Linked DNA regions of Homo sapiens: region 1 is linked to region 2. A link is a loop called in an ENCODE intact Hi-C map of the cell type or tissue named here. Cell type or tissue: IMR-90. All regions are shown on one strand. Each heading gives the region's core, and the rest is flanking DNA. Links, peaks and the distances in the headings are about the cores only.

Region 1 (10,468 bases), core at 2,476-7,475, 100 kb before region 2:
CAGCCTGAGCGAGCGCGCCCGGAGGCGGAGGCGCAGAAGACTTCGCAGGCCTTTTATAGTTAAATCCTCACGGCTCAGGCTCGGGGGGAAAGAGGGACTCGGACGTGTCTTTCCTTCCTGGGGGAATAGGAAGAGGACTGCAGTTCGTTGATATAAACAGAACGCGCCTCCTAGTTCACTCAGGCCTTGGGCCGAGCGGGGAGCAGACTTTGTTTAATTTTAAATAATAATAAATGTCACTGTTGTCAGTTTATTGAGGGAGGCTTCGGCTGGAGAACGGGGGCGGGGGGCGTCTGGAAAGGCGGCTCCACCCTCCCCCTTCACACACTCGGTGGCTTGGGCCTACCGTTCGCCTGCTCCACACGCCTGCTCGGGGCATCCTCTGGCTTTTTGCTTTGCGGGACGCGGAAGACCCGTCCAGCACGGGTAGGGATGTGGCCAGGACGTCCCCAGGCCTGGGCGCGCGCGTGCACATGCTCACACACTCACACTGACATACAGAGCTGCACCACTCTCCTTCCTCCTCCCCCAGAAGTCTAGCATTTCTAGCTAAAACTCTGCGAGCTTTTAAGGGGAACTCCGGGGCGAGTGTCTTGGCGAAGCTGCCGTGTTTATTGGTGTCTGTATATAGAGCCCGGCCGAGCCCCGGTTCAGTTTTAAAGGCTTCGCCTGCTTTCTATAAACAATGAAAGAGGTAGCGAATACATCCAACGATTCAGAGTTTGACAATCGGGTGGGACCCTGGAGCCACTCCAAGGTCAGGGAGGGTGGGAATGAGGATTGGAGTAAAGATAAAGTCCAAGATCCCTGAAACCCAAAAACCTTCTAGACTCTGTCTTCTCTGGGTCTCTGTTTTCTGTTTTCTCCTTTCCCTCTTCTCTCTTTCCCTCATTACGAATCCAGATAGCACGGCCTCCCAAGCTCTTTATTCTTTCTATATGTGAGGTGGGAGAAATGCCCAGTTTCCGGGCTTGAACTTCTGGAGTATTTCCTCCATCCTAGGAGAGATCAATGGAGGAATCTCCTTGTGCCTCTTTAACCAGGATCTATCTTTCGCTCTCTCTCTCCTCTCCTCTCCTTTCTCTTCTTTCTCTATATTCCCTCTCCTTTTGCCCCTTTCCTTCCTTCTTCTCTTCCAAGCCACCTTTTCTTCTTCACCTCTCCCACAATTTCTCCTCGTCCCTCTCTCTACACAACAAACCATCTCACCTTCCAGCCTTGGTTATGATCATTTCCGTGCCCACTTCGTGGAATTTTAGCCACAGTTCTCTTTCATGGAGAAACACTTTGATTCCCTCCATGCCCTGCAAGAAGGAGAAAAAAGTCACACTAACAAGCCCTGGCAGTAGTGGGCATTCCTTCCCCAAACTCCCCCAAAACACAGAGACTGCTCCTCCTTCCCGCTGGAGCCTGTGGTCTCAGAGAGTAAAAAGTGGCTTCAGCCCACTGCAGAATTATCTGGAGCACCCAACAGCCTCTGCCCAGGGATCCCTATGTAGGCTGAATCCCTGAGGGTTGCAACAACCACTTGAACCCACAGTGCTGTATTGTCTGCTTCTAATGCCATCAGCACAAGGCTATGGAGTGATCACCCACCATCAGGGTGCTCCGGAATGTCACTGAGGAGGACCGGAATAAGAAAAAACCAACCAAACAAACAAACCAAAAAAAAAAAACCAGAGCCAATTTCAATCCACTTCACCTGAGATGGGTGGGGGGGATAGATAAAAAACCTAATTTAGAAAAACTAGGAACCTAATCTAGAAAACCACTCAGAATATTCTCATGTAGACACTCAGATGCCCACACATCAAACATACAGATGTGCAAATACTTGCTTATTCTCGACCATGGTGAGTGCAAACCTGAACATACATGAATTTTGAAACCTAAAAATGTTTGTATTATCATATATTCTTACAGTCCAGAAGGATAATTAATCCTAAATATCTATATTAACAAACCTTCCAGGCTCTCTCTACAAGTAGTTCCATTCACATCCAGCTATTTTGATTATAGGACACGCCTGATGCCATTTAACATTTTGGCTTTCAGCTAAAACTAAATTTACAGAACCGATGCAAATGTATATATATACATATATATACATATGTGCACACACACATACATGCACACACAAACTCTTCATTTTGGAATAATTTACAACAGTCTAAAAAGTGGGTTTGCTTTTCCTTAAAAGAAAAAAAAAAATCCCTAAGTTTCCTAAACTGTGTTCACGCTCTCTGCTTCTCTACAAATATACACACGTTTTCCTGAAACTTAAAGGCCAAAGAGAGAAGCCGGGAAAAGCCAGGAAGGGATCGAAATCCCAAGGCAGGATTTTAGCCATGTGTAAGTGTCTCTTCTGGTCGTCACCCCGTTTCACCCCATGTGACACCTTATTTAAAAATTACCAGGATCTACTGAGGGGCCGACTTGAGCGCCCAGTGCGTCCTGGGTTTTGGGCGCAGAGCGCAAGGTGAGGCTCCTCCCTCTGCCTGGGCCCAGGTTGTAGCCTGGCGAACCCGAGGCTCCTGGTGCCCTCCGGGCAGAGCTCTGTGCGCTCCCAGCGGCCGGTGATGGCGCGCCAGCCAGCCAGGCCCCGACCGCAAGACAAATGGTGCGGCGCGCGGGTCTAGTCGGCGGCGCGGAGGAGGCAGGAGGAGGCAGGAGGAGGCGGGAGGAGGCGAAGGCTACGGAAGATCAGAAGAGGGGTCAAGCCATCGCTCATGCCGGCCTGAATCGGCCGCTGACCTGGCCCTTATTAAGATGCTGGGGGCCGATTCTACACATAGTGCAGAGGGAAAGGAATTATCTAGGCCATTGTTAGCTGACCCCAAACGGCCGGATAATTGAGATTTCTCGAACAATTTAAATAGATTTCAAAAATCCTTTGGCCGTAAAGATAACCGTCACAATAAAGTAGATGGCAATACGCTAGCATTTGGGGAGACAGGGCAGAGAAAGGTGGAACTGAGTGGGAATAAAAAGGAAAAGGGATGATTATAGTCGTTGGGTTCGTTTTGGGGTTTTTTTATTTTGTTTTTGTTCTGTCCCCGCAAGAGAAGCCGAGCAGGAAAGCCAGACTCTGACTTTGATCTCTGCAAAGGGACCCGAAGCGCGAGGTCTCCTTACCTGCTGGGTGAAGGCGGCCTGCGGGGACGACGGGGACTTGCTGGGGGCCCCGAGCGCGCTCTCGGGTTTCGAATCGCAGGGCAGGTCTTTTGCGTCAGGCTCCAGAGGCGTGTGCGCCAGGCCAAAGCCCTCGTCTGCGTCGGCCATGGTGCGCCCAGGGCCCTGTGCCCGCGCAAGGTTCTGCTCTGAGGACAAGAAGCAGGGGGAGATGGGGGTGGGGAGGACAGAGAGAGAACGAGAGAAAGGTTGGAGAGCACAATTCTAGTGACAGGAGGGAGCAGTTTGGCCCCCAGTTTCCAGCTACCAGCACCTCCGTTCCCAGCCGAAGGTGACTGCAGAAGGCCCTAGAATTATTACTGTTACTAGTATTCCTAGTAGTATTACTATTACTTTATAAGCAGGCACAACTTCTTGCAAAAGACCCGCGTCAGACCCGGAGAAGGTGAGGCCCGCATCTCCCCTGCGCAGGCTCTCCGTGATAAGCAAGCTGCCCGTCAAATTTGTCTGGACTTCTGGAAGAGCCAATAAAGATAAGGCGTGGGTATTTTTGGAAGCCACTGGGTAGGAACCAAAAACAAAACAAAACAAAAACCCAGTGTCCTTTAGAGAATTTCTTTCTTCGCCAAATTACAAGATGCCGTCGAAACTCTTTTTATTAAACCTCACAAGAGGAATAGTTTTCTGCAGCAGGCAGAAATGTGTGAAATAACCCGCCTCTTGCAAAAAGAAAAACACAGAAGGGGAAGGTTGTGCAGATTGAGACTAGGTTCAAAAGAGAATTCATATACACCTTTTACCAGTTACAGGCCTTAACATTAAAAGTCCTTTAAAATTAAACATCCTTTTCTTTATCCCAACCTTAAGTAAGATTCGTTAAAAGATAAAAAGTAGCCAAACAGAAGACTAGATGAAGAAAGTCACCGTGCAGCCGTTCCGAGGAAGGCTCGTCACTGGGTGCCCGCCACCAGCGCTCTGATGCCGGGCGGGGGATGGCGGGCATTTTGTGGAGTGACCAGGCCGAAAGGGGTTTCTCTGAACTTCAGCCAGGCCTGGCCTGCTAAAACTGCAGGCTCAGGCTCAGGATTGGCGAGGACAAAATCATTCTCGGATAAGTCCTAGGCTGGAGACATTGAATCTGCAGCCCGGGTCCCCGCAATGCATAGAACGGCCCGGGTTTGCAGGCGTATGAGCTTAGAACACACAAAATAACTGCCGCAGAGCTGTTCAAGCCCGATGAGCCTGTCTCCTGCTCTCTGATCTCCTTCCAATCTCTTCTATACGCAAGTAGGAATTCCCCCTAGAACGGGAAGACTTTGGGAAGCGGGCACAAGCGATGGTCCCCCAAAACCTCAGCAGCTGCTTAAGCAAGCGGCCAGATCCCACCCTGACCTGCTGTGGCCAGAGATCTAGAAATGGGGCCGAGGAGAAGGACAGCTTCTGAGGCCTGACTTGCAAGCAGCTTTCTTCGCCTCGTTCTCGGGGCTTCAGGGAGGCGGCGACTGGAGCCCCGCTGCCTACTCACAACAAAAGAAAGCAGGGCTGGCGCCCCTACACGCGCTCCCATTCACTGCCGGCCGCGGGGAGAATCCTACCCCGCGCCCTCGCCAGGGTCCCGGGGAGCTCTGGGCTGGCGGAGGCGAACAAGATGCGGTTTGACAGAACCAGGCCGTGCTTCTGCAAACCTCAATGCCGCTCCGCCAGCCGCGGCGGCCTCCCAGACTCCATTTGCCGGGGAGCTCCGAGCCGCGCAAAATCTCTGCAAGCTGTGCTCTGCAGAATGCAAAGCCGGGCTGGAATCCGCCATTCCCGCCGCCCCAGCCGACTCGGCCGACGAGCTCCCTCCTGAGCCTCCCGGGCCATCTGCCGGGACGGTTACCTCGTTCGGTGAAGCCGGTGCATTCACCACATCCTCTGCTGCTCCTAGCAGGGAAGCCGGCGGTGAGGCGGGGGAGCAGGCATGGTGGCTCCGGGGTTTATGCGGGGTTTACTGCTTACCCAGAATAGCGGCTACTGCTGCCTACTAGGGCGCACCTACCGCTGGAGCCTCCGCGGCGACTGCCCACCTCCAACACACACCTCCTCTGCTGTGCGCTTGCTCTCCCTAAATACTTCCCAGTTGGCAAGCGCCAAAGAACACAAAATAGCCTCCAAGAGCACCGGCAACCATATAATCTCAGTGCCCCGCTCCTCCTTTACACCCCCAGGGAGGGAAAGTTGGAAGCCCAGTGAATGGTCGAAGTCCTTTCTGAGCGCAGCTTTCAGGATTAAAGTTCCCGGATTCGAGGTAAGAGTCAGTCTCTCTCACTCTCTCTCCCTCTCTCTCTCTCTCTGAAATACAAGCCAACTCAGCTGAGCACAGTGACGTTGGGTTGCCTCGATGCTCACAAAGTACTGAAATCGCCTATCCAACTAGCTCCCACTGCACTCTGTCGCCCTCCCCCTTCTCTCTCCCTCCCACCCTCCCGTCCTCCCTTCCCCCCACCCCAAATTTCCACTAGATTTCCCGAACACTCAAATCACAATACGACTCTCAACACAGACCTGCAATAACTCCCTCCTCTCTACCCCTTTCCCAACCTCCATCCATCTCTGCTTCTCTGAGCAAGCGGTGGCTGCAAAAACTCCTGCACAAATCATTTCAAACGCGGTCGGCTTCTAATCGGGAAGTAATCTCAGTGACGCTGGCGGTGCAGAGAACCGAGTCTGGACGCACACACACAAACACACCGCGGGCCTCCGCAGCCTTGCAGACATTCTCTCCAACGCTGACCTCGAGAAGGAGAGCTGCCTGACCCCGCCTGGCCGGCGCTCGCCTTCCTGACATCTCCCCTCCACCCCCTACTCATCACCCCTACTCTCAACGACTCTGGGGTGAAGGCAGGGTGAAGGTGCATTGGGATGGGGGCCGAGATCAAAGATGCTAAGAAATCGCTGCGGGCCCTCACCCCCCACCCAGTGGGGCCACCAGACGTCCCCTGCTCCAGGTGTACACAAGGCAGTGCCCAGTTTTATTAAAATAATCAAACAGTCACTGGGGACTGGCTAGGGTTTTCATCTCCACTGGTCTCCTCTCCTTGCCCTTTCCCTCTCTGAGATGTATTTTTTTTTTTTAGGGTGAGTTGAAGAGGTCAATAAAAGCACAAACACAGTCAGTAGGTCTCAGTCTGAGCAGACCCAGATTGGGACACCGAATATTGGTGCTTGGAGTAAATGTCAGGAGTCCTGTTCTGTTTCCCATCCTTACCTCCTGTACCCCCATCATACTGATTTTTCTAGGGTTCTGATAAGAGACTTGGGCCTGCAAGTCAAGGTCTGGAGAAAGGGATGGAGGGAGGAGAAATGCCCCGAGGTCAGCAGCTGTGTAACCCTCTGTGACTGCTCTGCTAAAATCCCAGGCCAGGCCATTGCTGCAAAATGCCAAAGTGGAGAATCTCCAACCCTGAATGTGGGGCAACCGGGGAGAAAGCCAGCCCTCCTTTGCTATGGTGCTCACTCCACCTTCCAGGTTTGTTTGCAAACAGATATTTTCCCTTTGCCCAGGCGATGTATTTATTTGTGAAAACACCCTCACCCTCCAAGTCAGCTTGGAGGCCTTTAGGCTTGCTGGCAAGGCGACCCTAGGCCGAAGACACGAAAAACAAACATGGCATCGGAAGAAGGCTGAACCGCTACATCTCCAGTAGAGGGAAAGGGAAATCCAGAAAGACCTTCCCAATCCCTTTAAGTTCTCAGAGATTTGGGGATAAAATTAATTCCCATAAATAATCTTCAGGCCCCTCCAGAGAGGAAAAATCTGGACTCTCCCAGGTAATAGCCCAGCCAGATTTGCTTAGCTCATTGAGCACAGATGGTCTGGGCCACCAAGCAAAATAGGGATTTTCAAACCTTTCGAGAGAATCCATTCTTGCCAGGTGACACACGAAGCCATTCTTATTTCGTTCATGAGAAGTAGCAGCACAGCAAGAGAAGATTCAGCAAGACTAAGACGGGGTGAAAAGCCAAGGAGGGCCAAGTGCAAAGAGAAACCTATTTCCCCCCTCAGTCCTCCAGGGTGAAACTCACCTCCAACTATCCCACCTCTTCTTTGGAGCGCAAAAGCCAGGAGTGCGCCTCGCTGGAGAGCAGGGCTCAGGTGAAGACTTTGAAAAGGACCACCAAAAGAGACCTCTTTAGGCCAGGTCTTCTTCCAACGTCTGTCAAGAAGAGCACGTACCTCCCAGCTCAAGGTTGGTTTGTGGTCTCCGACAAATTAAATATTACTGTTTATTACCAGGCATACCCCAGTAAAATAAAGAGGCAACCAGGCGATAGCGACTATCTCACCAGCCGCTGCACCTATAGGACTTGGAGACGTCACGAGTCACGCAACCGGCCCGCGCGCTGTCACGTTTGGCTGGGGGGCAGCGGCGGGAGGTAAATTTCTCTCCGTCTTCGCCTATCAGTGCCGGGTCTGCGCAGCCACAGGTTCCGGACGTCTTGGCCCCGGGAATAAATAAAGACATAAACCAACCCGGCTTTCTCCGGAGGAATGAGGGTGATGAACATAAGACACAAATAGAGCCAAGATCGACTTTCTTAGGAAGGGGGAGAGGAGGGAACTCTTCACGAAGGGAGGTGGGAGTCCACCTCAGACCTCTATTGGAAGGAAATCGAGTTGTTCCGGGGGACTGAGGTCTCTTGCATAAGGCATGGGATCCTTATTATTATTATTATTATTTTTAAATCCCCCGCGGAGGAGCTCTGGGCAAATGAATACCGAGGCGCCGCTCTAGCTGGTTAGGCTTGGGATGCGATAACTCAGTGCCCTCTTGCAGACTTGCATAGAAATAATTACTGGGTTGTCGTGGAGGGGACACGAGACAGAGGGAGTTCTCCGTAATGTGCCTTGCGGAGAGAAAGGTCCAAGAATGCAATTCGTCCCAGAGTGGCCCGGCAGGGGCGGGGTGCGAGTGGGTGGTGGAGTAGGGGTGGGAGTGGAGAGAGGTGGTTTCTGTAGAGAATAATTATTGTACCAGGGCCCGCCGAGGCACGAGGCACTCTATTTTGTTTTGTAATCACGACGACTATTATTTTTAGTCTGATCAATGGGCACAATTTCTAAGCAGCGCAGTGGTGGATGCTCGCAAACTTTTGCGCACCGCTGGAAACCCACTAGGTTGAGTTGCAAAACGTACCGCGTAGACGCCCCTGGTGGCGCCGAGAGAAGAGCTAGGCCTGCCCAGCACAGAGCCGGAGAGCGTCGGGCCTTCCGGAAGGGTAAGTTCTCCGCCAAGGGGTCCCGAGGGAGCTGGACGTCTGAATCTGGACTTGCCCCCAGCTTCGGGGTTCGATTCTGGGTTTTGCGCGTCCCCAACCCCCAGGGCTTTCCGAAGCATGGCCTGGCTCCAGGCCCGGTCCTGTAAGGACTGGAACGGCAGCAAAATGTGCAGGGAGGCAGTCGGCCGGCAGAGCTGCGGCGGGAGCCAAGGTCAGGCCCGCGGGGAGAGCGGGCAGCTTCCAGCGCCGGCCACAAGCTCCCAGGCCAGCTGGGCCGCAGACCCCTTTGCTTCCAGAGAGCACAACCCGCGTCCTTTCTCTCAGCCAGGCTGCAGTGGCTGCCCCGAGCTTCGCTTTCGTTTCCCAAGCTGTTAATAACGATATGTCCCCAAATCCGAGGCTCGTGTTTGCTCCCAGATGCCAAGAACGCAACCCGAAATCCTTCTCCCAAACCCTAGGTCGACGAGATGAGTTCCTACTTGACCTCTGAGCCGAGGTGGGCCGGAAACCGAGGCCTAGGCCCCGCCGGGGCTGCAAGGAAAAGGGGAAACTCCGAGCGTAGCGTCTTTTCCTTGTGGTTCCTTTCTCCGGCATCCCGGACTGCGGGCCCTGCAGCCACCTGGACCGGCATTCAAAGGATTCTGCAAGTCCAGCTTCACAGACTGGCTTTCCCAGACGCTCCGAAGCCCGCACCACGAACAGAATAAAGGAGAGACGAGAGATCGCAACTAGATTTGAGAATCCTCGTTCTTTTCCCCAATCGTTCGGGCAGTAAACTCCGGAGCCGGCTACAGCGCGCATCCTCCCTTCCTCCTTTCGGAGAACTGTCGCTTTCCCGAAGCTGCTCCCAGCTGGGTTTTCTCCCGAAGTTTATTTTTCTCATTTTGCAAAATTCCTGCCCTGATTTTAATACTGCAACAGGACAGCAGAGGTTCCTCTTTAAAAAGTCAAAACCCAAACCAAAGGGGCCCATTGCTGTTGATAATTTTTTTCTTCACCTTCTCCTTCCGTTTTTAAGAAAGACACTTCCAAAACTACCCATTGTTTTCCTCTCAAAAGAGAACTCGCTTTAAAATGCATCCCTTTCTATTTCTCTCCGGATATGTCCCCACCTGACCCGGTGGCAACTTGTGGGGCGTGGGGGTAGTGAAAAATAGAAGTGTGGACGGGGCTGGGAAAATGAATAAGAATTATAACAATAGAAATGATGACAAAACTAAACTTTGACCAATTCAATTTGCAAAAGAAAGGGTTGGTCTGAGGGTGAGACATTCCCTGGTTTCTCAAGGGGGTCACTTTCCCTCTCACCGAGTTAAATCTGGCTCTGTTATATTTTTTCCAGGAACACAGTATGTCTCTTCCCAATGTTTTATTCGGTTTCTGGTTTCCCCACTTTTGACCGGAAGTATGTGGGAAGAATACTGGCTGTTATTATTATGATTATTGAGTGTCCAATACTCTCCTCCAATATTTCCACCAAGAATTATTATCGCTGCTCTCCTCATTCATGTTAGTGTTGCTTTGTGTGCTTTAGATGACAATCGTCCTCTTTACTCTCCAAGTTTGGAGGGTGAGGGTTTTTTGTTGTGGTGGTGGTGGTTGGGTTCTTCTTTGTTTTTGTTTTTTTGTTTTTCCTGTTCGGGGTAATGAAATGAGAACTGGAAGAGAGGATATCATTTCGAGGCCCAGCTGAGAAGGATCCCAATGCGAAAAATTTACACACTTCAAAGAGCAGAAAGGTGGAAGCGAGTGGTGCTTGGACACAAGGATGCCACTGTTCTTATCTCCTCCAATTTGGGAAGTGCCCAGCCTAGAAAGGTGAGGGTCCCATCTGGGAGACCATGGAGTACCCCCAGGGTCACACTGAGCCTAAGAACTTCAACCATCCTGCAGGTCAAAACCCACTGATAGGTCTCCCAAAATGTTTGGGGTAGGGGGAAGAAACATAGGGCATTCCAGGTCTGTAACCCTGCAAGAGAGAGACTCAAACTAATATGTCTAGGTCTGGGGTGAAGGTGGGGGGCCTGTCTGGATACCTCCTCCCTCAATTGAAGGGCTCGTTGGAAACATAGGAACC
Region 2 (10,468 bases), core at 2,578-7,577:
CAGCTATTCAGGACGCTGAGGCAGCAGAATCGCTTGAACCCAGGAGGCGGAGTTTGCTGTGAGCCGAGATCATGCCACTGCACTCCAGCCTGGGTGACAGAGTGAGACTCCATCTCAATAAAAAAATAAATAAAATAATAACTCAGAGGCATGTGGGGCTGCAGTCACAGAATAGCATCTAAACCAAGGTTCTGTTTGATGGGAACAGCACTAGGATTCAGGTCTGGGGTTCCAGTGTTTGTGAACGACAGGAAATACCAAGAGGAAGGGATCCCGGAAGTTTAGACAAACAGATGAAGCGGTCTGTGACTGCAAATCCTGGGGACAGAAGCTGCTGCCCACAAATATGTAGAGAATTGTGCTGTTGAAGAGAAAACAGCCTCATTCTGAGTAATTGATGAAGTTTACTTGGGAAGTCAACTTCAGCTGAACATGTGGTTGAAGTTTTAAAAGGGAGAGTTCTTCTTGTGTGTGTGTCTTTGTTGGGGAGCAAGAACTCCCTGTCAAGGCAGCATTCATGAACAAAGTGAGGACAGTCTACCTGGAATGTTAAGAAAGCATTTCTGCACTAAGGATAGACTTTGGAATAGAAGCCTGCCGAGAACATGTCCAATTCTTAAAAGACTATGATTCCAGGAAGACTAGACCCCAAGTTCACTAGAATCTTGCTAAAGCAACATTTGCTTTGGAACAAAACTCAGGATGAGTTGGTCTGAGAAGCCTGAATTATAAAAACTATCAGAAGACCACATTGTAAGGCTTCTGGAGGGCTTGTCTGGAGGTTCTAGGAGGGGAGAGCTGCTACTCCTACACCCTTGGCTAAGAACAGCCCTCTTCTATCGGTAAAAGTCATCTTCTTTGACTGTGTGGGCAGCTTTGGGAGGAATGCACATTGAGTGGTGGGGGAGGAAGGGGACACTCACCTAGCCAGCCAGATCAGCCAAGTCAACCCTGGTGATCAATGGGGTGGCAGATGTTGCAGCCAGGTCGCCCTCACATCCTTGAGTTGTCATCCTTGGGGACAGTGTTTCTGTGATGACCTAAAGGGCCACCCTCGGGAGACAGTGACATACATTGGATACGAGCATGACTTTGGAGTTACGGAGACCTGGGTTTGAATTCTGGCCCTGCCATTTATTCTCGGTAGGATACCGGGGCAAATTAGACTCTCGGTTTTCTCATTTACAATATCGGAGTAATTATATAGACACTATTGTGTCAGAGAAGCATTACAATAAGGGCTCTTATTGACACTCCAAATTCTTTCTTTTTCTGGATCACAAAAACAAAACCAATATGTGGTAAAAAAAAAAAAATTGTCCTCCAAAACATACATATTGAAAACCAGAAGCAAACATGCCCTGAAATTGTGCCTCTCAGATATACCTGCTATTTATCCTTTAACTTTTATATATTTTTCACATATACTTCAATGAGTTTTATTATTTTTATCATGAAAAAATACAATAAACTTGACACATTAAACATTAAAACTTGACAACACCCTTACAACATTCTGTGTGCTCTCCTACAAGTCTACTATCAGTTAAAGTTGTCTTCTTTGACTGAGCGGGCAGCTTTGGAAGGAATGCCCATTGAGTGGTGAAGGAGGAAGGGGACACCCACATAACCAGCCAGATCAGCCAAATCAACTCTGGTGATCAATGGGGTGGCAGATGTTGACTCCAACATCCTTTGATAAAACATAGCAGGTTAAAGGTCTAAGAGATATAGGTACTAGGAACCTTCAGATTTGGAAATCTAGTCTTTATCATCACCTCCACCTCCGTCATCACAACCACCACTGCCACCATAACTACTATCACCCCCAGACCATCATCATATCGACTACCACTACCACCACAACACAATTATCATCACTACCACTGCTTCCATCATCCCTACCATCACCATAACCTCACCCCCACCTCACCAACACCATCATCACCATCACCGCCATCACCACAATCACCACCATCATCAGCACTAAAACCAGCCATCACTACTATCATTGTTACTGTCATCAGCACCACTATCATCATCAACACCATAATTACCACCATAATCACCACCATCACCATCACCACCATCATCACTACCAGTTATAAAGTGCCCCTGGGCAAGCCACTTGATCTCTCTAGATTCTATGTGTGCATCTCAGGCTTTTGTTTACCCATCTTTAATTCAGCGTTAAATATCTACCTGACCCTACACAAAGTTTTAATAGCCCTTTCCTCTATCATTTGTATCCAGATCCCAGGAGACTTATTGGCATTCAGTTTTAAGCGTCCACACTAGGTGAAAATGCACTACATTTTAAATTTATGTTAAAATTCTCTGTAGCCCATACATTGGGAACTTCTCTGATCCAAAGTAAGTTTTTACTGTCAAGTTCTGGGTCTCTAAGACCAGAGATCTTAGAAGATTTAAACACACAAATGCATCCAAGAAAGAGCAGGAGAAAAGCCAGCAATACAGAGAGGACTTCCTCAGCCTGGTGGTTGTGATGCCCCGTCTTGAGAGTAAACTTCCCCCAATAATCTGGGCAGTCTTTTATTTTTCTGGCCTCCATCACTGACCTGTTGCCTCATGGCAGTGCATTTCTGAGACACGATCAAGACATTCCATTGAGTTATACTACATCCAAATATCAGACGCTGCCTTTGAACCCTTCTGACAAACCACAAACTTAGGAACCAACGTTGACACAACACTCAGCGGATTCAAAACACTGAGCAGGGGAAAGGAGAGGGTGTGGGAAAAGGCTCTTTGATTAAATGTGTTTCTTTCTCTTTGTGCTCTAATGGGGTCTAAGGTACTGCCTGGCATCTTGGAAGTTCACGTGCTTGTTTTCTGAAGAAAGTCTCTGTCACATCCTCTCTCAGAAGTTTTCGGCCAAGAGCAATATTAGAGATTTGTTATTGGTTTAAATAACCCAGCATTTCCATGGATAAACATTCAAGCAAGAAAAGGAAAGCATAGAGGAGAAACTTCTCTTAAGAGAAAAAAAGGATGTGAAGAAAGTCAAGATATTAGCAGTCAATGTGTCTCATTTTCCAAAGAATTAGGCTTATCTTTTCACAGACCTTTGTCTGCTGGAATGACTGTCTAACCTCCATGCCACGTTTTTAATCCCTGCAAACTGATTTTAGTTTTTGCCAAGATGGATGTTGGATCTGAATGAAAACCAGAGTCATTTATCTTTGCCAAGGCATTTTCTTCTTCTTCCGCAGCGGAAAGTTATGGAGATAGGTGCTTTCTCATCGGAATGTGCCCCTTCCAAAATTATCAGGCTCCTGTGGTTTGCTGATAACCAAAAAGACTCAAGCTCAGAGGTGCAGAAACTCATTGAGGATAAATGAAGAGACCATTAAAAAGAAGACATATGTCTTTGTAGCCAAAGAGGCAACCAAGAAGATATTTTCTGAATGTGGGGTAACTTCATTTGCTAAAATGGGGGTCATGAATGATTATGCACCTCCATTTTCAAAACTGGACTCAAATTCCTTTACTTGTACCTCTTCTTTAGGCCTAATGTTGGGGGGGGAACATTAGCATTCCAGGCACCTTTTCAATTAAGAATAAAGGCTACAGGGCAATTTAAAGCCAATGACTGATTTCTTCCTCTCCCCTCTGCTCACGGAGGAGCCGAATTTTCTTTGAAGCCAGGATCGGAATCTGAAGCCTGGTCAATAAGACAGCTTAGACTGCTCAGAGAGAGCCTACTTTGGTTTGAGGTATAGGATAAATGTCTAAGGGCATTTCTGTCCTCCTCAGTGAAGCCAGGTGTGTGTTTTGTTGAGAGAAACAGCAAACAGATACAGATGCTAGCATTATACAAATACAGTGTTAGCAACCCCAACACTGCGGGACTTAGAAAGCATTTAATTCTTCTAATTCATTACCATTTATCACCTATCTCTCAGCTCAAAGAGCCTGGAGATTTGGAGTTTCTTTTAGGGATGCCAAGAATAAGCACATCACCCACTAGGGTACCCATCTCATATTAATTATTAATAGTTACAAAACACTCCGGTTATAGGTTGTATGATATTTGGCTACACATTAAGCCATCAATCTTACTAAATTTCCTTTAACATGCAGGAAATAAAAGCCAAGAGTACCTCCTTGGAAGCCAAATGGTGCAGAAAGAGGAAATTGATGAGGGTTATGTCACTCAGTAGTGAATCTGATTCATCAGAAGTGAAAAAAGTCATCAAAAACTTTGTTCAAAAAGCCACAGGTTATTTTGAGCAAAGTCTGTTTCTCCCCCCATATGCTGATAGATTTCCTCTCATGGTTAAAGCTACACGTTTTTTCACAGAATATTAAAGTTATCAGAATTTGGAAGATAGAAGACCCATGGCAGCAAAGGTTCTGGCCTATTTGCTAGAAGATTTCCACTGGTTTGGGGCAGCTTGCAGGGCCATTGTCCTTTTGTGTTTCTGGCTGATGGGATGGAAAGGGACAGAAAACCAACCTCGGTTCATGCGGTGTTGGTACTGCCTGGAAATATGTATTGTTAGTGCCCTCTAGCGGCCGAGTCTTGGCTGGACATTAAAAGACATTTTTCACCATGAGCTGGGTGTTGAGTGCTTTTAAAAAGCAATTTTGCAACTTGGCTGTGGCCACTGTGCTCTGCTTGGAGTGGCTTTAGACTTCATGATGCTGGTGCTTTCATGTTAAACTGTTTCAAAGCCTCTTGTGGAAGCAAGAGCGTTTGAACTAAACTACAATTTTTGAAAATGGCAACTTGAAATATTTTTACCTCCAACGTAGACCATTCTTTGCCTGCATGCTTCCCTCTGGATTGTCTGTTCCCAAAAACAGCATCTTCATTCAATGAGTAAATGTTTTCTATTACTCAAATTTATTTGGCAAAATAGACTCGGGTAATAGAACATTTTTTTCTTCTTCATACTAATTGTGTGCCTTGCGAAGGCTCTAAAATCATTCCATTTTGACCTAGAAATTCATTTTCTAGGAGTTTTTCCTAAGGAATCACTATGAATATGAACAAGATTGAGGAACAAGCTACTTCTTAGAAGGTTATTCGTAATAAAGAAGAAAACAACCACCTAACGGGCCAACAATACAGACATTGATAAATTATAGTTCATCCAACTCATGGAGTAGGAGGTAGTAATTAAAAACAACATATTATGATTAGAACCGGAAATACCATTTGACCCAGCAATCCCATTACTGGGTATATATCCAAAGGAATATAAATCATTCTCTTATAAATACACATGCACACCCATGTTCATTGCAGCACTATTCACGATAGCAAAGACATAGAAACACCCCAAATGGCCATCAATCAATGACAGACTGAAGAAAGAAATGTGGTACATATATACCACGGAATACTATACAGCCAGAAAAAGGAATGAGAACATGTCCTTTGCAGGGACATAGATGAAGCTGAAAGCCATTATCCTCAGCAAACTAACGCAGGAACAGAAAATCAAACGCCACGTTCTCACTTATAAGTGGGAGCTGAACAATGAGAACACATGGACACAGGGAAGGGAACAATACATGCTGGGGACTGTCGGGGGAGGATGGGGTGGGGTGAGAGCATTAGGAAAAAGAGCTAATGCATGCTGGGCTTAACACCTAAGTGATGGGTTGATAGGTGCAGCAAACCACCATGGCGAACGTTTGCCTATGTAACAAACCCACACATCCTGAACATGTACCCCGGAACTTAAAAAATAAAATTAGATAAATAAATAAATAAAACGTACTATGGTTTAAGAAGATCCTTTTCAAACAGCTGGGGACACTGGTCACTCAAGTGACTTTCCCGGTGTCTCACACAAATCCTCAGTGGTGGTTATGTGGGTGTTGATTTTGCAGTAGGTCATTGAGCTACACATTTTCTGAATATATGTATTTATAATTTTTAAAGAATATTTTTTATAGTTTAAAAGAAGATTTAAAAAAAAAATCAAAGAGACCAGGTATTCTAATCCTTAATTTAGCTCTGTTTCCCACACTAGTCTACTCCTTGGAGGAACGAAGGCACAAAAGAGAAAAGATGGAATTATGGTCTCTGGGAACTAGATTTTAAAATTGCATTTAAGAAATACCTAATGTAGACGACGGGTTGATGGGTGCGACAAACCACCATGGCACGTGTATACCTATGTAACAAACCTGCACGTTCTGCACATGTATCCCAGAACTTAAAGTATAATTTTAAAAAATTGCATATAGAACATCCCATTGGTGGGACTGGATTTGTTTGCAAATGGTCTTGTCAGTGGTGAAGTGGAAGAGAATGTGGAGCCCCACTCAAATGAAGTTTGCAACTTGTCAGCAGATCTGGAAAAACAATACAGTTAAAATTCTTGACTCTCTGGAGATAGGAAATTATTAATAAATTTCACGAATGCATATTTCCTTATTGCCATTACAGTTGTGAGGGATGGCTGTATCTTTTGCTGTTATTTTTAAACCCCATAGAATATTTGTAGAAAAACAATTTATCTAAATGTATGAGGTAGTTTATAACTTCTCTACATTTCCATGTCAGAAGCAAAGAGATAAATAGTTAATTCTGAGTTACGTTTAATAAGTATTCATTTGTATCTCTTCACCAGAGACGAGAGAAAAGCAGCTTAGTCCCAGACCTCAAGGTACCCCCGAATGGCTGGGAGGAAGTTTGACATCCTTGAAAAAAAATAGAGAGCAACATAAGGCAAGTGAATGCGGTGTACAGTATAAGCATTATAATGCTCTAAGGAATAAAATCAAGTGTCAAGATGCATAGTTTATAGTAAGGAGATATTGCGTCAGGCTAATTCGGATATAAATCTGTATGAACATGTGATCTTAAATCTCTATGGCTCCACTTTATCTACAAAATGAGAATAATATTGCTACTTACTATTGTAAAGATTGAATGCACATTGTGCTTCCATGTTTATTGCAGCACTATTCACGACCACCAAAATTTGAAGCAACTTAAGCATCTGCTAACAAACGAATGGATAAAGAAAATGTGGTACACATACATGATGGAGTACTATTCAGCCACAAAAAAGAATGAGATCCTGTCATTTGCACCAACATGGATGGAACTGGAGATCATTATATTAAGTGAAATGAGCCAGGCACAGAAAGACAAACTTTGTGTGTTCTCACTTATTAATGTGAGTTTAACATGAAAACAACTGTACTCGTGAAGATAGCGGGTAGAATGATGGTTGCCAGAGGGTAGGAAAAGCAGTGGGGAGTGGATGGAAATTGGGGATGGTTAATGGATGTGAACATAGAGTTAGATAGAAGGAATAAGATCTAGTATTTGATAGCACAACAGGGTGACCACAGTCAGCAATAATTTATTGTACATTTCAAAATAACTAAAAGATGGGGCCGGGGGAGGAAAAGCATCAAGAGAAATAGCTAATGGATACTGGGCTTAATACCTAGGTGATGGGTTGATCTGTGCAGAAAACCACCGTGGCACATGTTTACCTATGTAACAAACCTGCATATCCCGCACCTGTACCCTGGAACTTAAAAGTTGAAGAAAAATAAGGAACGCATTTAAACCATCTGACTGGCAAAACAACAACAACAACTAGAAGAGTATAATTGGATTGTTTGTAACACAAGGAGAGGATAAATGCTTGAGATGATTTATACCCCATTTATCCTGAGGTGATTATTATGTATTGTATGCCTGTATCAAACTATCTCATGTACCCCATAAATATATACACCTACTATGTACCCACAAAAGCTTTTTAAAAATAATTTAAAAATTTAATATTTTAAAATTAAAAAAAGAAAGAAAATGCACATTGCAGGCCGAGCGCGGTGGCTCACGCCTGTAATCCCAGCATTTTAGGAGGCTGAGGCGGGCGGATTGCCCGAGCTCAGGAGTTCGAGACCAGCCTGGGAAACACGGCAAATTCTCTATGAAAAATACAAAAATTAACTGAGCATGGTGGTGTGTGCCTGTAATCCCAGCTACTCAGGAGGCTGAGGCACAAGAATCGCTTGAACCCGGGAGGTGAAGGTGAAGGTTGCAGTGAGCCGAGATCGTGCCACTGCACTCCAGCCTGGGCGACTGTGAGATTCTATCTCAACAAAAAAAAAAAAAAAAAAAAAAAAGCACATGGCTGGATTAAATGCTCAAACATATTAATATAATATTAATTACCAGTGAATACCTTGAGCCTGGCCAACCAGAGAGCCTTGGATGGAGACTCCCAGTCTTTGCAGCAAGCTGGGTGTGTAGGTTTCTACCTTTAGGATGTGACTTCCCAACCTGACGAGGAGCCAAGATGCTTGAGAAATTGCCATTTCCATATCATTTGTCAGTTTCTCTCAGCAGATGGTGCTCTTGAGACCTTCACCCACATGAGTTCAGAGGGCAAGAGCTCCAATTTGGCTACCTCCCAAACTAAAGATCTTCGTGTCCAAGCATTGTCACCAGGAAGCGTATTGCTGAATAAATGCATTCTTGAGTTAATGAATGGGAGGCAGAAAGCCCTGATGCAGTGTCAAAGGAGGGCCTGGTCATCTGGGGGTTTGTCTGGCAATTGAGCCAGGGGCCACCTTCTCTACTTCCCTCTGTAGGGTCGTGAGACTTTGAGGAAGAGACACAGCCCCTGGTGCCTGGAGACCTGGTTTTTAGTCCTGGCTCTGATTCTTAGCTTGCTGTGTGATCTCAGGTTTTCACTTGTTCACCACAGCACCTACTTCCCCCTTCATAAAAGGGAGACAGCACCAGTGGGGCTCAAACCCTTTGATAAAAGCTAATATTTTTAGGCTGGGCATGGTGGCTCACACCTGTAATCCCAGCACTTTGGGAGGCCAAGGTGGGTGTATGGCTTGAGCTCAGGACTTTGAGACCAGCCTGGGCAACATGTTGAAACCCCACCTCTATCAAAAATACAAAAAATTAGCCAGGTGTGGTGGCACTCACCTGTGGTCCCAGCTACTTGGGAGGCTGAGGTGAGAGGATCGCTTGAACTCAGGAGTTTGAGACCAGCCTGGACAACATAGTGAGATTTCATCTCTACAAGAAAAATTAAAAATTAGCTAGGTGTGGTGATACATACCTGTAGTCCTAGCTACTTGGGAGGGTGAGGCAGGAGGATCGCTTGAGCCCAGAAGTTTGAGGTTGCAGTGAGCTATGGTCATGCCACTGCACTCCAGCCTGTGTGATGGAGCAAGACTCAATGCCTATATATATATATGTATTACGTAAAATATATGCAAATATATAAAATATATTAATTTTGTGTGTGTGTGTGGGTGTGTGTGTGTGTGTGTTTAACGGCTGTCAATTCTTTGACACCTCTCTCTTCGAGTGATGAGTTCTATGTCACTTCTCCTTGAATCTGGGCTGACTTTAGTGACCCTGTTAAAATCAATGGGGTATAGTGGAATTAATGCTGTGTGTTTTTGAGGCTGAGTCTTAAGAGGTGAACCAGCTCCCACCTTATTTGCTGGAACATTCTTTCTTGCACCCTGGGCCACCATATAAGAAACCCAGCTTCCCAACTTCCCTGAGACTGCCCTATGGTCAGGCCATGTGTGGATGCTGTGGTGAACCGCCCAGCTGAGTAGCTGACAGCCGGTGTCACTTGGCAGCTATAAGTAAGCCACCGTAGATCCCCAGACCAATTGCGCCATCAAATGCCTTTAGCATCTGCCAACATTTGGCTGCACTATATGAGAGACCCTGGGCAAGAGCTCCCCAGCTAAGCCCTTCCAGAATTCCGGACACACAAAATCGTGAGCAAAATAAAATGATTGTTTCAGGCCACCAAATGGTGGGTTAATTCGTTACTCACCAGTGGTAACTAGAACACACTCAGAGATGGAAAGGGATTGCCCCAAGACCTCCATGGGAGGTGGCAGACCAGGGCTTAGAATACAGCTTACCTAACCCTCAGCCAGAGTTCTTTCTGCCTGCTCCAATGTGAGGTTGAGACTGTTTCTCAAGCTCTGGGGAGACGCTCCCCAGTGGATATTCTAACCAGGATGGGAAGTGTCAAGCTGTGTAACAGATCTCTGTGCACGACGCCAGGGAACACAGAAGAAAGGTCACATTCCTTCCAGGAAGAAGCGACAAATCTCCTATACAGAAGAATTCCAAATAATTGATGTAAATTCTCTGCAGTCATGGCAGGGGAGCCTAACTCCAACACCTTTGGGGTGATCTGAGTGTAGTGACTTCCTTCCAAACACTGCAATATAGAAAGGGGGAACAAAGAATAGCTTTACAATGGAGAGCCCTGGCAAACAGTACCTACACCAGGTGATCAAGTGGTAGGGGAGAAAAGATTTCATTTTCTCACCCACCACTAAGTTCATGGCTGAGGCACCTGTTACAAAGGACAGGTGAACAAGAGAAAGGCACATACAATTTTATTTTTATTTTATTTTATTTTATTTTGTTTATTTTATTTTCTGAGATGGAGTCTCACTCTGTTGCCCA

What was found. A loop is a pair of places that touch in the nucleus more often than their neighbours do. Peaks named below come from ENCODE experiments on the same cell type or tissue, not always from the same donor. Only the 100,000 strongest peaks of a DNase experiment are listed, where the experiment ranks them.
Region 1: a loop joins it to region 2, with 6 times the contacts of the local background. A loop is called at or near these places in 1 of 110 quality-filtered maps.

The regions. Positions count from the first base shown.
Region 1 is chr12:114,400,617-114,411,084 of GRCh38, forward strand. It overlaps TBX5 (T-box transcription factor 5), which reads right to left and starts at 5,528. Exons shown (of 9, transcript NM_181486.4): 1 at 5,012-5,528; 2 at 3,136-3,320; 3 at 1,210-1,304. The coding sequence starts at 3,282. TBX5-AS1 (TBX5 antisense RNA 1) reads left to right here and starts at 7,579. Exons shown (of 3, transcript NR_038440.1): 1 at 7,579-7,669; 2 at 8,212-8,391; 3 at 8,850-10,468. RefSeq lists enhancers at 4,730-5,416, 5,455-5,955, 8,676-9,216. In IMR-90, for the core only: a CTCF peak has its summit at 2,568; DNase peaks (open chromatin) are centred at 3,285, 3,625, 5,505, 5,785 and 1 weaker place; H3K4me3 peaks cover 5,000 bases; H3K27ac peaks cover 5,000 bases.
Region 2 is chr12:114,504,187-114,514,654 of GRCh38, forward strand. It overlaps the pseudogene RN7SKP216. Among named protein-coding and RNA genes, the nearest start is that of TBX5-AS1, 100 kb to the left of the region's middle. In IMR-90, for the core only: a CTCF peak has its summit at 4,531 (motif pointing left); a DNase peak (open chromatin) is centred at 4,515.